Linked DNA regions of Homo sapiens: region 2 is linked to region 1. The links are chromatin loops, found by intact Hi-C in ENCODE. Cell type or tissue: PC-9. All regions are shown on one strand. Region 1 overlaps PLEKHN1 (pleckstrin homology domain containing N1). Region 2 overlaps FAM41C (family with sequence similarity 41 member C).

Region 1 (2,500 bases):
GGGAGCGGGAGGCGGTTCCCGGGGTTGGTGGGGGGAGCGGGAGGCGGTTCCCGGGGTTGGTGGGGGGAGCGGGAGGCGGTTCCCGGGGTTGCGGGGGGAGTGGGAGGCGGTTCCCGGGGTTGGTCGGTGGGGGCAGGCGGTTCCCGGGGTTGGCGGGGTGGTGGGAGGCGGTTCCCGGGGTTGGTGGGGGGAGCGGGAGGCGGTTCCCGGGGTTGGTGGGGGGAGCGGGAGGCGGTTCCCGGGGTTGGTGGGGGGAGCGGGAGGCGGTTCCCGGGGTTGGTGGGGGGAGCGGGAGGCGGTTCCCGGGGTTGCGGGGGGAGCGGGAGGCGGTTCCCGGGGTTGGTGGGGGGAGCGGGAGGCGGTTCCCGGGGTTGGTGGGGGGAGCGGGAGGCGGTTCCCGGGGTTGCGGGGGGAGTGGGAGGCGGTTCCCGGGGTTGCGGGGGGAGTGGGAGGCGGTTCCCGGGGTTGGCGGGGGGAGTGGGAGGCGGTTCCCGGGGTTGGCGGGGGGAGTGGGAGGCGGTTCCCGGGGTTGGCGGGGGGAGTGGGAGGCGGTTCCCGGGGTTGGCGGGGGGAGTGGGAGGCGGTTCCCGGGGTTGGCGGGGGGAGTGGGAGGCGGTTCCCGGGGTTGGCGGGGGGAGTGGGAGGCGGTTCCCGGGGTTGGCGGGGGGAGTGGGAGGCGGTTCCCGGGGTTGGTGGGGGTGGGGGCAGGCGGTTCCCGGGGCGGGCGTGTGCGGGGCCATCTCTGAGTGCAGCCGTGGGGCTGAAGGTGAGCTTCTGTCCTAGGGGAGCTCCGGGGGCCTGTCCCATCATTTGCCTTCAGCCAGAATGACATGTGCCTGGTGTTTGTAGCTTTTGCCACCTGGGCTGTGAGGACGTCAGATCCGCATACCCCAGACGCCTGGAAAACAGGTTTGGGTGCCTGGGGGCAGAGGGAGCTGCGCCTAGAAGCCAGACCGAGGGGCGCTGGCAGGACGAGGGGTGCACGGGGGCCCCGGGGCTCACCCCTGACCTGCTCCCCCCAGGCTGAGCTGCGGCCCTGGCCGCACCGACCTTGCCCGCCCTTTGAGGGCTGGGTCTTGCGGGCAGACGGTGCCGACAGCCAGGCTGGCCCTCAGAAGAGCCTGTGCTTCTCTTGCAGCCTTGCTGGCCAACGTCGGCACCATCTCTGCCATCCGCTACTTCCGCCGGCAGGTGGGGCAAGGGCGCCGCAGCCACAGCCCCAGCCCCAGCTCCTAGGAGCCAGGCCCGGGCCAGGGAGATGCAGGATGAGGAGACGACCACAGGCGCCCAGGGCAGGACGAGGTGCCGCCCTCGCCCGGGCCCTCTGACCCCTCTCTTCTACCGCGTCCAGGAGGGGGGCGTGTCCTGGTGCTGCTCCCTCCGACTCACCTGAGGATCCAGCCAGTGACCACGGCCACTCCCCACGCCTGGGAGGGAGGTGCTAAAGTCTGGGTGGGTGGAGGGCAGGCAGGTGGCTGGGTAGGAGGGTGGCCAGATTCACAGATGAGAACACAGGGCATTCGGTTAATTTCAGACAGGCAATAGTGGGGAGGTCATTTTACTAAGAAGTTGTTGTTTATCTGAAATCAAATGCAACCGCACCCTGCGTTTCTTCTGGGGTGCAGGGGGAGCTGAGTGGCAGGACAGGACTTGGACCTCGGAGGGGTCTGAGCAGCAAGACACTCCGGCTGGAGCTCTGGGCAGAGGCAGGGGAGAGGACACAGGGTGGCCTCAAAGAGGGGATGGGCAGCCTCCTCACAGGTGGGCTGGGCTGGCAAGGGCTCCAAGGCCCATCACTCTTGATCCTCAAAGGACTGTGGCCAAGGCCTCTGCGGGCTCTGGCCTGAGACAGCGAAGGCTCTGCCTGCCCCTCCCCAGTGCAGCAGCCCCTGCAGGGTGGGGGTCTGTGGCAGAGCCGCGAGCCCCTCCCCGGGAGCCCTGGGTGCAGGTGCAGAGGGAGAATTCGGTGGCCTCAGATGGAGGGCTGGGCTCCTGGGGTTGTCCCGGGGGCTCCTGTGGGGCAGCTGGGGACCCACAGCCAAGAGGAGTCAGAGATGAGGTGGGAAGGTCGGTGAGGGGCCCGAGGTGGCAGAGGAAGGGGGCTGCCTGGCTGGGTGCTGGGTGGGGGTCCTCAAGACTGTGGGAGACCCTGGCTGCTGAGCAGAGAACACATGGATGCAGCACCAATAAAATTCTATCTTTTCTTTTTCTTTCTTCCTTTTCTTATTCTCTCTCTCTCTTTCCTTCTCTTCTCTTCTCTCTTCTCTTCTTTTCTCTCTTCTCCTCTCTCTCTTCTCTCTTTTTTCTTTCTCGTCCGGTGGTGTCAACGTCTCCCGTGCTGCCCTGTGGTGCGCGCCAGGCCACACAAGGACCCACCCACCCTCCTCCTCGGGGCACCCTGGCTTGTGCTCCTCACACCTTGCTGACCTGTGACCCTCATGCCCTCTGACCTCACATACTCTGACCCTGCTGACCTTTCTCTGTCCTCCGACCTTCACGC
Region 2 (2,500 bases), 110 kb after region 1:
GCCTCATCTCTAATAAAAATTAAAGAAAATTAGAAAAAAGTTAGACAATATAACCAAGTGGAATTATCCTACCAATACAAATCTAAAAATCAGTGTAATACACCATATTAATAGAATAAAGGAAAAGACCATGATGATTTCAATGGACGTCTGACAATGTCTGACACTCATTCCTGATAAATCTTCCAGAAATCTAGCAATAGAAATAACTTCCTGAACCTCCTAAAGGACATCCATGAAAATTTAATAAATTCCACTAAGGTATATTGAAAGGCATATTGATACTTCCAACTCTATGGTTTTAAAAATTAACAATGAAATCAGAACTAATAACAGTAATCTAACCATCTGGAAAACATTAAACACCTTTCTAACAATATTTCTTTTGATGTGATAAAGGTAAAAATCCAAATTTAATAAGAGGAGTGCTTTTGAGACGACTGAAATTTGGTGTTCCTAATTTTTCTGACTTATTAGCAATTAGAATCGAATTATCAATAATGCCAAGAAGACAGGAGTACTCTCCAATGACATTAAAATGTATAACACGAAGATTTATAGTTAGGCATAATGTGTAACACAAAGATTCATTGTTTGGCATAACAGCATTTCATATTCGAATCAGTTAATAACATTGTCATCATTGCATATTCTCCTGGAAATAACACACAACACAGACTTCAAAAAACCAGAGCTTTTGCTGGGAATATATGCTCCTTCCAAAGGCGATTGATTGTGTGCAATATTCTGAGAATTAATTCCTCCAAAGTTAAAGTGTGGCCATCTGGGCTTCTGGGAATATCCCAAAAATCCACATATTCTAAAAATCTTTTCCACTACAAACCACCATAAATGCTGGACAACAGAACATGTGCTCAACTGCGCAAATTATACTTTGGGGCTTTTGTACACAGTTTTTGCACGGAAATGTTTAAGTGAATATAAATTAATTGAAATGTTTTCCAGGTGGATACTGAGGGAGAAATAGAAAAATCCAAGACAATCCCCTGTGGAAGAAAATTCTCCAACCCAAAACTCAGCCGAACTCAAAGCGCTGAACAGCGCGTCAACTAAGACCTGTCAAATATAATCACACGGGGCCCAAATATAATCACGGGGCCCGGGCCCGGCGTGGGGGTTGTAGGCCGGCGCCACAGCCTGAGGACACCGCGACCTCTGCCCCGCGGAGCGCGCCGAATGCCGGGTGGGGCTGCTGTTGCGGGCCGTGGAGCCGCGGCCCCGCTGGAGGGCAGGGTCCGGCTGGGCGTCGGGGTCCTGGCAGAGACCGAGGCGAGGGCAGGAGCAGGTGCACTGGCCGCTGCACAGGCGCCGCCAGGCTCCCGGACACCGCGGGCGCGCCCCCTGGTGGCAGCCGGCTCCGGAGCCGCGGGAGGGCGTGCCCAGTCCCCAGCCAGGCGGCAGCGCGAAGCTCCTTCCCCGCGTGGGGGAGTGGGCGTGGCCCAGCAGCGCGAGTGCCTTACTAGTGAAAAAGCTGGGGTTGGAGCTGCCACGGGGGGAGGTGTGGGGGCCTGGGGGCTCTGCCTGGACCTTCTGGGTGCCCTCCTGCGACCTCAGTTTCCTCACCTGTCTCAGAGGACTGATGGGCTGCTATGGCAGGGTTGTTTGGAGGATTAAGCCAGAGAGTCCCAGTAAAGCCCCATTAGCCCCCCGGACTCCGGATTTTTTTTTTTAATTATTTTTCTTGCTTTCTTAGGAAACTTTGCGGAATGTGTCCAGGTGTTGAAGCTCTTGATGGCGAAAGGTAGAAAAGATAGATAGTAAATAGATAGATAGATGATAGGCAGGTAGATAGATAGATGATAGATAAATACATAGCTGTTCCAGAAAACAGAAATGGATAACTTCATGAACCAAAAGCAGAGTAATATACTTTAGAAAGGAAGCAGGCCGGAAAACCCACAGTTGCAAAACAAATAGAATTTCCAACTGCCTCTTGTAGCCCCTTCCTGGAAGTAGCCACAGCCCAGGGTGTTTGACTTCTTCCTCTGTTTTTTGTTTGTTTGTTGTTTGCTTTTCTGTGGGGTTTTTGTTGTTGTTGTTTGCTTTTTTTTTTTTAAATTCCCTTTCCCTGCTTTTTTGTCACAGCAGCCTTTGTCACTTCAAACACCACAAGTGTTCTTTTAAAAAATTATATCAACCTTTCAATTAAAATGCAACATGTCTGAAACTTGGTATCTGGGGAGGTGAGATGGACAAAGCAGCCTTTGTTACTGCACGTTTTCATTCTTCAAACTTCACCTTGCACATAGTAACAGACAATGCACAAAGCCACTTCCTTATGGACCGAAATTCTGAAATCCTTTTATGCCTGGCCTTTCCATCCTTCATCTTCCCCTCTCCCATGCTGTGAATGATTGTATTGGACATTTTTGTTTTAATCTCAGTGACAGGGGAACACAGGCAGCTCTAATATAGCTGTGACCCAGATGCTTCTGTTTCTAGCATGTATTTATTTTGCAGCAAACATTTACATCCATGA

Evidence for each region. Hi-C counts contacts between places; a loop is a spot of excess contacts. Peaks named below come from ENCODE experiments on the same cell type or tissue, not always from the same donor. Only the 100,000 strongest peaks of a DNase experiment are listed, where the experiment ranks them.
Region 2: a loop joins it to region 1, with 15 times the contacts of the local background. A loop is called at or near these places in 8 of 110 quality-filtered maps.

What each region holds. Positions count from the first base shown.
Region 1 is chr1:974,908-977,407 of GRCh38, reverse strand. It overlaps PLEKHN1 (pleckstrin homology domain containing N1), which reads right to left. Exons shown (of 16, transcript NM_032129.3): 16 at 1,543-2,500. PERM1 (PPARGC1 and ESRR induced regulator, muscle 1) reads left to right here. Exons shown (of 4, transcript NM_001394713.1): 3 at 784-909; 4 at 1,139-2,210. The coding sequence ends at 1,236. Among named protein-coding and RNA genes, the nearest start is that of PERM1, 5.9 kb to the left of the region's middle. In PC-9, CTCF peaks have their summits at 1,005 and 1,205 (motif pointing right); DNase peaks (open chromatin) are centred at 857 and 1,207; H3K4me3 peaks cover 1,335 bases; H3K27ac peaks cover 1,119 bases.
Region 2 is chr1:868,790-871,289 of GRCh38, reverse strand. The region is part of intron 2 of FAM41C (family with sequence similarity 41 member C); the gene reads left to right. Among named protein-coding and RNA genes, the nearest start is that of FAM41C, 6.8 kb to the left of the region's middle. RefSeq lists a silencer at 1,086-1,495. In PC-9, CTCF peaks have their summits at 1,160 and 1,360 (motif pointing left); no DNase peak of the experiment used is centred here.